Regions from separate parts of the Homo sapiens genome. Here region 2 is linked to region 1. The links are chromatin contacts, found by Hi-C in ENCODE. All regions are on one chromosome and are shown on one strand. Each heading gives the region's core, a stretch centred on a gene start or an enhancer-like site at or near the end of the contact. The rest is flanking DNA. Distances are from core to core; before and after follow the strand shown. Region 1 holds the start of LINC03027 (long intergenic non-protein coding RNA 3027). Region 2 has its middle 78 kb from the start of ARMC3.

What was found. Hi-C counts contacts between places; a loop is a spot of excess contacts on that map. Pooled maps may share reads with other maps.
Region 2: a map of ascending aorta shows a loop between it and region 1 (2.1-fold over the local background). The contact joins the enhancer-like site here to the promoter of LINC03027 in region 1. A Hi-C loop is called at or near these places in 3 of 168 maps with a recorded cell type or tissue (Right ventricle myocardium inferior, aorta and ascending aorta) and 7 of 50 pooled maps.

Annotation. Positions count from the first base shown.
Region 1 is chr10:22,435,261-22,440,967 of GRCh38, reverse strand. LINC03027 (long intergenic non-protein coding RNA 3027) reads left to right here and starts at 3,039. Exons shown (of 1, transcript NR_036533.1): 1 at 3,039-5,543. LOC105376449 (a long non-coding RNA gene) reads right to left here and starts at 3,893. Exons shown (of 4, transcript XR_001747392.2): 1 at 3,817-3,893. RefSeq lists enhancers at 2,624-3,124, 3,132-3,291, 3,125-3,625, 3,592-3,641 and a silencer at 4,112-4,291.
Region 2 is chr10:22,846,970-22,852,676 of GRCh38, reverse strand. No RefSeq gene overlaps it. Among named protein-coding and RNA genes, the nearest start is that of ARMC3, 78 kb to the left of the region's middle. Within about 2 kb of position 3,041, at least 21 of the 41 ENCODE cell types and tissues checked have a DNase peak (open chromatin) inside an H3K27ac peak, as active enhancers do; they include ascending aorta, where a contact is called at or near this core.

The DNA.
Region 1 (5,707 bases), core at 1,790-4,289:
TGAAAGGTGAGGTTTATATGAAAAAAAAATGCACAGGGCCTAAGACTTCTAGAAACTACCCCTAACAATAAAGGAATTATGGTAGTCCTCTTTTCCCAAATACAATTTTAAACGTAAAAATCACACTAAACCATAAAGGTAAAGAAGCTCGTTTCTAATTCGCACCTTGATAATTACTTCAAAGCTTTGTTTGAAATATCAAAATCTTTCTAATTTTTTTCTCTCATTTTTTTCTTGCATGTCTTTGTTTCTGTTGGTGTCTTGGAACAGAGAATCTCAAAAAATGATCCCTGAACCAGCAGCATCAGCATCACCTGTGAACTTGTTTGAAATGCTAATATGGGGGCTCTACCCCAAATCTACTGAATCATTAACTCAGCGGGTAGGGTCTAGCAATCTGTGTTTTAACAAGCCTTTCAGGTGATTCTGAAACACTTAAGTTTGACAATTACTGCCGAGGACAGATACTTGGGCTGCCTGTTGCAGTTTATCAAACTGGCTGTTCATTAGAATCTCCTGGGAAGCCTTATAAAATTATCAGTGCTGGGACTCCAATGCCGTAGATTCTAATTTATTTGGTCAGGGGTAGGCCAGGAAACCAGTATTTTTAAAGTCTCCTAAGTGATTCTAGTATGTCTACCAGCATTGAGTATCACTAGCATTTTAGGTAATCTGGCTTTGACTCCTAGGCTTGAGCAACTTGGGGGACAGAAGGGAGGAGCTCAGCATGCTTCCTCGGTTTAGGATGAAGAGGATAGGCAGGGAAGTAAGGATAGTTCAGAAGAATGTTTAAACAAGTCTGAAATAAGATACATTTAAATGTGAAATGTGGAAGGGGAAGAATTATAATTAAGCCATAGTCTTCAGGGAACATTTGAGGCAGTGAGCATTTTAGGCTGAGTAACAGGAAATAAGTTTAGAGAAAACCGGTGAAAGAGAGTCAGAGATAATACAACTGAGATAAATTAGGCTTGAATATTCCTTATGGGGCTGTGCTGTGCACTACAATCCCATAAGCTAACATTATTTACTCTTAAAAAAAATCCTGGGAAAGAACACCTCTATTTTTTAAAAAAATATGTTTAATTTTGCTATTCTCCACATTATTTTTTGTTGTATATTACTATAAAATTGGTTATGGTCAACCAAAGTCTTGTGAAGGAAACAGTCTCATGGAAGAGTGAAAGCTGATTTGATTATAATAGCTAATAGTAGGATTTGTGAAGTAATTTTCACTTACACAACACTCAACTGAAGAAAACCAGCAAGATCATTTTTAGGCTTTTTAAATATTACAGGCATAAAAAATAAACTTTTAGAAATGGATTCATTCTGGTTAAAAGTTTTTTTTAAAAGGATCTGACTTTTAAATTGTATTTCATCATATATTTTTGACATGTTCATATCTCAGATGAGTTGAGGGACTGAAGAAATGAGTTTTTAAAAAATTGGTGAATAAAGGGAACCAACTAGCAAAGAAGGTGGTTGTGGCAAATGTAAAAATAAGAAGAAAGATGTAGTGAAAGGATGAAAGGGCCCTGGGAGTGGAATAATATGAAAGAGGGGACTTTTGTGTTTTGTTCACTGCTGTATCTACAGCATCTAGAACAATGCCTGGCACATGAAAAATGCTCAACAAATACAGTGTACTTGTTGAATAAATGACCTCCAAGGATACCTCCAGTTTTGTGTACCAGGATGCGATAATTACTGGGTGATTGAGGAATACACTAAATTTTTAACTTTTTTATTTAGAGCTTTCCAGCAGTACTGACACAGGTGTTATAAACTTTCCCTGCCAAGATGTGGCCTTTTCCTAACGAAAAGTTCCAAAGGAATGGAGATTGAGACTGGAGTAGTTTCTTAGAGGAGGTGGCTACTCCGATCCTCTTCACTCCAAAATAAAGTGTACTCCCGCTCACTTCCCTCAAAACAAATCCACCACTTATAAATGTGCAACCTGTGGGGCCATTTTTGAAACGTGTAATAAATAGGAGGATGTGGCCAATTTTCAGCTGAAACACTCCCCAGATATGCCTCCAAGCACTGTGTACACCACCATCTTGTAGGTGTTCTGAATGTCCCCAAGCCCCATGTTTTGCTCACGAGGCATGCCACCCTAACTCCCTGCTGCTGGAAATGAGAATATGTCTGAGGGTAACAGATGAACAGTAATAAATGGCTTCCATTTTCTTCATACATTTTTGATGGGCTGACCTCAGAGAACCAATCCCTCTAATGAAGTGGAAGGCATCCTAGAAGTGAGAGCTCACTTGTTTCACTTTCTTATTTGGAAAATGGAATGCTGGCGTGACCCCTTCTTAGCTATTCCTAATGTATTACTGCTCCAAAACACAAAGAGCAGGTTCAGAGATAACTTCTCCTTGCATCATTCGCCTTTTGGTTTTATGTTTGTCTCACAATAACTTTAGATAATGTGCCCTGTTTCTTTTTTTTCCACTGATTCAGCAAGTATTTACAAAGCCCCCAGAACACTGCTAGGTACCCTGCTAGGCTCCAGGGAACAAAAAATTCCCTGCTCTCCAAAAGGAGATAAAAATCAAGTGGGCAGAGAAGCCAATAAACGTGTAAAATGCGTTATCATACCAGGAGGTTATAAATGCTACAAAGAGAAATAAAACAGGAGTATGGGAGATGGGCAGTAACAAAAAGCTCTAAATCCAAACTTTACTACGCTGCTGTCAAAAAAAAAAAATATTCTATGCTCCCCCCAACCCTGTTTTGTTTTTTGTTTTGTTTTGTTTTGCCCTTGCAGCTTGCCAGCTCTAACAATAGCTGCCTTTTAAATAGTAGTCACTCTGAGGGATGAGAAATTACCTAATGGGTCCAAAGGACACTATTTGGGTGGGGGCAGCACTGAAAGCCCAGACTTCACCACTCTGCAATACCTGGAAGCAACAAAGCTGCACTTCTACCTCCTGAATCTAAAAACAAAACTAAAATAAACAATAGATTCTTCACTGCTGACTCCAAGCCCCTTTCTTAGGTTCGGTTTCCTCCCGCTTCTCTGACCAGGCGCTTCCATGGGCTCTGCATAAAAATTCGAAGATGATGGGATCCCCAAATCAGCTAGCAGCCCCACAGCCCTCCCGCCTTCCTCCCCTCTCTCCACGCCTCCCCCAGGCCGGCGATGCCGTCAGGGCCCGTGTCTGAGGCGTCCGGTGGATTCAGCAGAACAAACATCATAAAAAGATTATTTGCGAGAGGAGAAGACGATGCTGTGAGAACTTGGTCCCAGAGACCGTCTCAGAGCAGCAGAAAAACCGCAGGAAACCTAAGGAGCACGACCCTGACGGCGACGGAGGGGGTGCGCGCGGACAGCACTGTCACCTCCCGCCGACGCCAGGGCTCAAATCGGAACGAAGACTGGGCGGCCACAAATGCCGGCTTCTCCTTTCTTTCGCTGAGGCGGAGAAATCGCCCAGCGGTGCCCGGCGCGCCTCCCGCGGAAAGCGGGCGGTGACCATTCCGACAGGCCGTCCGCAGCGCTCCCTTTCCGCAGACAAAGCTGCCTCGAAAGGCGCTCCGCGGCTCCCGAGTCACCACGTTCCATTCGGCAGAAGAAAGCGAAAGCGGCCGCTCCCTGTCAGGCAGCCAGACAATAGCGGCGGGCAGGCCGCTCCACGCCAGCATCTTTGTTTCCCTCGCGCCGGGAAACGAAGTCTCCGGATACCACAGAAACCAGAAGCCGATACCACAGAAACCAGAGGCCGCTCTTCCCGCTCGGACGTTTACAGCGGGCGGGAGCGTGGCGGCCACCTCCGTCTTGGGGAAGCGGCAGGTTGAGCCCCGCACCTTGCTGTGCCCTCTAGAGCGAGCGGAGGAAGCAGGCGAAAAGCTGCTGCGAGATGTTGCGGCCTTGCAGACGTCTCAGCTCCTCCCGGCACGGCGGCCTGGTAAGGCGGGAAGTAGCGCCGGCCCCGCGCGGAAGGAAACGTGCAGCGCGATGCGGCTTAGCGCGGCTTTATAGAGCCGAGGCTTTATAGAGCCGCGCCCCGGCGACCCCTGCGGTGACTGCTGTCGGTCCGCGTTGTGTGTGTTCTCTGTTTCGGCCTCCGCTGCCCGCTGCGGCCTTGCCCCTGCGCCTCGGAGTAGCCGCCGCGGGCCTGTCTGCTGGAGCAAGGAGACCCGGAGGCCGTCCCAGGGGCGAGGGGGTAGCGGCCCCGGCCTCTTGGGCCCTCGGCCTCGCGCCCACCGAGCCCTCTGCCCGGGTTTGGTTGGGTGTGGAGCTTGCGACGCGCCCACTTCCTGGGCTGTGCTTCTGCCCGAGCTGATGCCTCGCCGCGACGCCAGGCCCTATCTTGACAGCGGGTGCCAGCAGGTCCAGGCCTACTGACGGGCGGAAGTCGGCCCGGTGCCCCCTCACACGCCCACACGCCGGGCGTGCCTCAGTTTCCTCTATTGTGACAGAATAGAGATGAGACGATGCAGGTTAAAATTACCTACCGGCGCATAATGAGTTCTCCAGCATCTAGCTAGTTCTACCATAGGATTAATACCCAAAACCACGTGGGTGGAGCTGAAAAACACGATGCTGTGGGGGGAAGAACCCAAAAAGCCATAGTCGGTCTGATGTCCATTTATAGGACATTCTAGAAGAAGCAACAGTGGCGATGCAAAGCAGTTGCCTGGGAAAGGAGTGGAACAGGACAGAATGGAATGCACAGGAGCGGGGGAACTTTGGGGCAGTGGTGGGACAATTTCATATCTTAATAGGAGCGGCGGCAACATGACGTATACAGTCGCCCCAAATCATCAAACTGTAGTTTCTAAATGGGTACGGTTTATTAACATTCAAATTATAAGAAAAGTCATTTCCTCAAAAGTTTCGGGGTTGGGGGAAGAGTTAAAGAAGGTCGTGGCTAGGTGGTTGTTGAGGAATAAGGGAGAAAATCACAGTTTACAAAATCTGAGAGCTGAATCCGTGCTGTTTCTCGATTGAGAAGCAGTGGACATCAGCAGTAGGAATGGCTCAGGTCCAAGAAGGCTATGCCCTACCAGACCCGGTTGATGTGCTTCCCCGGATTTACTCTGTCCCACCGTCCACCTCCACCCCGGCCTGCACCTCTCGCTTAGGGTAGAGGCCTGGCCTCCAGTGCCATCTCCCGACAGCCTCCCCCAGGTGAAGGTCATGCTTCAGCACTGCCTCCCTGACAGAGGCTCTGATGATGGGATGCTCTGACTCAGACTCAGGTGAGAAATTTGAAGGAACAGAATGCTCTTGCCTAGCAGTTGCCGGGAGGGGTCAGGTGCTGCCCCCAGAGAAGTGGGAGAGTTAGAGGTCCGTGAGGCATACTTTCCCCAAAGGGGGCAGAAAGCATGAAGTGGTCAGCATAGAAACTCGTCTCCCTGCCATCCACACAGTCCCAAGGCATGCTGGTTCTACATGGCTTGTCTGGAAGCTGTCCTTGAATGTAAAGTTGTTTTCAGCTCAATAATGTATTTGCCTGCCTTCGCCTTTCCTTTCACCCTTACCACCTTGGAATTGTACCGCCTAATAAAATCTTCGCACTTAAACTTGGCCTCAGGCTCTGTTCATGTGAATCAATTTAGCAGCCTTTGGGCTTTAGATCTGTGCTTTTCTGAAAATTTGGCAACCACAACACAAAATTAGGATTTTTGTTTCCTCTGGGCTCTGGTTTACTGTCCCATTAAAGTGCTTCTGTAAAAGGCAACCCAATTGAGA
Region 2 (5,707 bases), core at 1,792-4,291, 410 kb before region 1:
ACCCTGTCTCTATTAAAAATACAAAAATTAGATGGGCATGCTGGTGCAGCATGCCTGTAATCCCAGCTACTCAGGAGGCTGAGGCAGGAGAATCGCTTGAACTTGGGAGGCATTAGTTGCAGTGAGCCCAGATTGCACTACTGCACTCCAGCCTGGGCAACAGAGTGAGACCCTGTCTCAAAAAAAAAAAAAAAAATGAATCTCAGATGGACCCTCTTACTACATATTTTGATTAACTCACTCTCCTACTTTCCATCAAAACTTCTACAGAGCTTCTCCCCTCCTTTGGTGACAGCCACTCTCACACCACATGCACACACAAACACACGCATCTGCCCCTTCTTCCTCAAACTCAGCAGAAACTTTGCCATCTACAACACAAAGAACATTGAAGCTGTAACAGAAGGACTCTGGGATTGTTCAGAACACTCTTTGCCAGGCTCTGGTGGTGCAGGACTTTTTTGTCTTGCCCTCATCTCTCTGGCTACCCCATTTCCTTTGTACAAACCTGGCCATTAAATATCCACCATGTTATGCCAGAACTTTTCCTCACTCCACGTGCTTTTCTTAGGCATTCTTAGCAATGACAAACTTGCACAGATGACTCACAAATGCATATCTCTAGACCAGACATTCCATCGGCGCCTCCGACCCATCTGTCCACCTGTCAACCTGTCATCTCCATGCAGACATCACAAAGGCACAGCAAAAGTTCCTACCTAAATCACGCATCTTCCCACCTTCCAATCCATGCTCTTCTTCTACCTCTCTTATTTCAGCACAAGATACTACCATCTTTCCTGTTCTACAAGCCAGGTATCTAGGCATCATCCATAACCTCCCTGTCTCTCTCACCCACTATTGATTCTAACACCTTGTCCTGCTCATTTTACCTCCTAAATACCTCTCAAATCCATCTCCACACTAACCCAGGCAACCATCAGTCCCAGCCTGTATAATGTCAGTTGCTTCTTCCTGCCACAGCTTAGACCACCACACTACTCATCCTGTAACCATACTTTACCCTTCTCCTCCACTCAGAAGCCAGAGTGATCTTTTAGAAACATAATTCTGAGAACGCAGCTCTTCTGCTAAAACTATTCAACAGCTTCCATTGCTCTAAGAATAAAGAGAAAATTCTTTATCCTGCTATTTCCTGAGATAGATGCCCTTGGTGGCCGTTTAGGTCATGCTTCTTCATGCCACAGGACCTGTCTCGTGTTGTTCCCTCTATTTGGAAATGTCAGTTTTCTAGCAAAGACTTCTCTTGTGGCTCTGATTGTCAAATTGTTGCCACGCAATCAATGGGCTTGCTGCCTGATGCACACAGAGGCCAATATGATGGCACCAGCTTTTGAGAAAAGAAAAGCTTTATTGTCATTTAACTCACAAGGAGACAGGAGGAAATGCTCAAGTTTGTCTCCTGGAGCTAGGTGCTGAGGCAGGTTTTATAAGCATAGGGTAATGAGGTGTGATCTGATTGGATCTCACAATGAGGTGATGCCAGGAGGCATGAGCTGATTGGATCCTGCCATGAGGTGATGACCGCACTCAATCTGGTTGGATCCTGGATTCTGCCATGCGGTGCCTGCTGCTGCTTTTTTTTTTTGAGATAGAGTCTTGCTCTGTTGCCCAGGCTGGAGTGCAGTGGCACGATCTAGGCTCACTGCAACCTCCGCCTCCTGGGTTCAAGCGATTCTTCTGCCTCAGCCTCCTGAGTAGCTGTGACTACAGGCGAGCACCACCATGCCTGGCTAATTTTTGTATTGGCCAGGATGGTCTCAAACTCCTGATCTCATGATCCGCCCACCTCAGCCTCCCAAAGTGCTGGGATTACACATGTAAGCCACCGTGCCTGGTGCAGTGTCTGCTTCTTAATTCAGTCTCTGCTCCTCAGGCTGAGCATTTAGGTTCTTGTGGTTGCACACTTGGGCATGGTCAGGTTACATAAGCTTCAACCTCGGGGGCTCTTGGCAATAGAGAAACAACTCACAACTTTGTTATGTAAAAGTTGAGCCAGATTGGTCTGGTGCAGTTAGAAAGTCTCCCTACTATAAAATATCCTTCAATATGGCTTCAGTTTTACAACTATTAGTATGATTATTTGACTGATGTCTTTCTCCCCTTGCTAAGGAATGCTGCCCTGTGAGCATAGGGACCCTGTAAGGGCCTGGTTCCTTATTGTCTGCCTAGCACATGACAAAATGTCAAGCACAAAGTAGGCAATCAATCAACTTTTGTTAAAGGAACAAATGAATAAATGATCAGTATTATGTCTTTGTGTATCTCTATAGAAATATTGATTAATTTATCATGTAACCTATAACTTAGTTCATAGGAGAGGATACCATTCTTTAAAATCAACTCTTGGCCAGGTGCAGTGGCTCACACCTGTAATCCCAGCACTTTGGGAGGCCGAGGCGGGTGGATCACCTGAGGTTAGGAGTTCGAGACCATCCTGGCCAACATGGTGAAACCCCCATCTCTACTAAAAATACAAAAATTAGCCAGGCATGGTGTCGGGTGCCTGTAATCCAAGCTGCTCGGGAGAATGAGGCAGGAGAATCACTTGAACCCGGGAGGTGGAGGCTGCAGCTGAGATCACACCACTACACACTCCAGTCTAGGCGACAGAGTGAGACTCCATTTCAAAATAAAATAAACTCTTTGCTGTATAAGTAGCATATCATAAATCATTTTTTATGATTTATGATATGCTCGTCTCCCTCTTAGATGACAAAATATGCAAATATTCTGTTTGCATGGCAGTTTTGTTTCAGAGTTCCCTAATATTTTATAATATTACTCCACTTACTGTAGAATTTGAAATTAAGGAAATATTTGGGTTTTCAGTTTGGACCTTTTGATTTCTCTCCCTTTTTTTCACTCACTGATTTGCGTTTAAACTTCTACTTCTCTCTACTTACCAGACTCTGCTTCCTAACAGAGACCTTCCAGGATGAAAGGGCTTGTGGTTGGAGCTCAGCCACGTTGGTGCCGGGCAGTCATAATGGCTGCATTGTGCAGGGCGGCGCCTGTGACTGTCAGAGCCCGGCAGCCTCTGCTCCAGCTCCGGGACAGATTGTTCTCACTGCTGTTGCTCTGATTAGTTGTTTTTCTGATTCTAAACTTGGCTTTGCAGTCTGAGTTATTTCCTATTTAACCTCACATGCAACGTGGCATCTGGCCATGCCTCCTGAGAAGGCTTCTCTGATTCTGCCAGTTGAAATATAACTTGGTTTGTGTATGTGGGCTAGACCCTCCTGAGTCTGTCCCCTGGGAAGGGAAATAGGTTCTTCTGGTGAAGGTGACCCGGACCCAGACCTAAGAACATTTGCAGAACATTTGGATTGGTCTTAAGGTCCCCTGCCTACCCACACATTCCAGCTTATTCCTCCTTCTTCCACTCCCCACCCCAAGCCACTTCCCACTTGGGACCACTAACACTGATCCAGCAGCTTCTTACCTCTTGTGGTTCCATTCACTCCTCTTCTCTCTCTGTGCTCTCCCTCTCTGCCCATCTATGTGCGTTTCCTTCACGGGCTCTTCTTCCTCTTGCCACTGAACATGAGTATCCCTCAGGCCGCCACCTTGACATCTTCTCATTGCACTTTGCCCACCCTCCTTGGGAAGTCTTTCATCTGGAATAGGTAGCATCAACTCGAACCTCCATCCTGACTTTCAGATCCATATATTCAATGCCACTTGCAGAGTTTACCAGTCACTACTGTTTCATTGGACAGTATGATGCACATAAAAGTGTTTAAGGCAAAATAGAGAGGCTGACAGTTCCATAGGAAGCCGGTAGGAATGGCGCTTCTAGGGGCAGAGAGCTTTGCAGTGGCCTTCAATTCCCATCACATAGGATCTATTTGACTATATTATCAAGCCCAGATATGCTTCCTTTGCGAGGGGACAGGTTGCAATCATTATCCTCCTGTGTGATGACATCTTAAGTGGCAAGTGACATTCTTGTCAACCACCAATATGGCTAAGATATGAGTATGCATGATGCATTCTACCGTATATTTTCTCTTTTGAGGTTTAGAAAGATACAAGAGCACTCTTAAAACTGTAGAACAAAATCTCTTTGATAATATCATGGGGAAATTGCCACTGAAAACCCATTGGTGGAAATGTTCAGTCACTAGTATACAAATGCATTTCATATCTAATGTTGTTTTTTGAATTTACCCTTAATATTGGGCACTATTTACAATTAAATGAATGGCCACAATGTAACTATTAATGATAAAATGTCTATTTGCTTTACGAAAGAAATATGATCCCTGGAAGTCTTTGGTTTTGCATTTAAATTAATTAGTGAATTGAATACCTGTCCCTTGGATTGCTCATTTACACTCTTACTAAAAAGGTGGCTAGCTTGTCAGAGGAAGTACTTTCAAATTGGCTAATTAATTGCATGACCACATTCCCATGGAAATAGCAAAAGGGCATTCTAAGGACAAACAAAAAATATCTGCACGGGCATCATACTCGTCATCAGCTCTAAAGTAATGTTATCTGTAGACATCTACTCAGTAAAAGAGCTGCTTGACTAATAGGACAGATTGGCTTCAGGAAAAAAATGTATATATATGAAAACTGTGTTTACGTCTTATCTAATTAAAGAATATATGGTATCAAAGACTAAGTTTTAAACATTTAATATAAAATGAGCATTCACAGATATGAACAGTGCTCACATGTAACAACTGGAAAAGAAAGCATAATAAAATTAAAGATGCAAAGTTATATAAATATATATATAATATATATATATTTTTTGAGACATAGTCTTGCTCTGTCACCCAGGCTGGAGTGCAGTGGTGCAATCTTGGCTCACTGAAACCTCCATCTCCCGGGTTCAAGTGGTTCTCCTGCCTCAGCCTCCTGAGCAGTTGGGATTACAGGCATGTGCTACCACACGTGGCTAATTTTTGTATTTTTAGTACAGACGGGGTTTCACCATGTTGGCCAGGCTGGTCTCAAACTCCTGACTTCAGGTAATCAGCCTGCCTTGTCCTCCCAAAGTGCTGGGATTACAGGTGTGAGCCACCATGCCTGGCTCGTTATTTATATATTTGCCAGAAAAAAATAGTGGGACCTTGAGGGATTTAAATCTTCATAGGCTAAAAGTGAGGCAGGAGAATAGGGTCTGGAGGCAGGAACATAAGGCCAATTCACACTGACTTCCTAGGACTAAATCAAATGGAAACACTTCAGCTATGATAGGAAATATCCTCTCCATTTACATAGGGCATACACCAAGTAACCAATGGAAACCTCTAGAGGATATTTAAACCCCAGAAAATTCTGTAATGGGGCTATTGAGCCCCTATGCTCGGGCCCACTCCCACCCTCTGGAGCGTACTTTTGTTTTCAATAAATCTCTGCTTTTGTTATTTCATTCTCTTCTTGCTTTGTTTGTGCCTTTTGTCCAAATCTTTGATCAAGACGCCGAGAACCTGGACACCTTCAACCATTAGCATAAGGATTCAAAAAAGCCCAAATTTTGACCTAACGTATTATTCTACTGAATACAGGGCATCATCCCTTGCTTTGAACTGTATCTAAATTAGCCTGCAATGATAGATCCTGGACATAGCAGGTCATGCCAGTGTTTTGAAAACCTCACCAATGATGCCACCATATTGTATGATTCAGGTCCACAACACCTCCATCCAAATTCCCTCCAATTCACAGT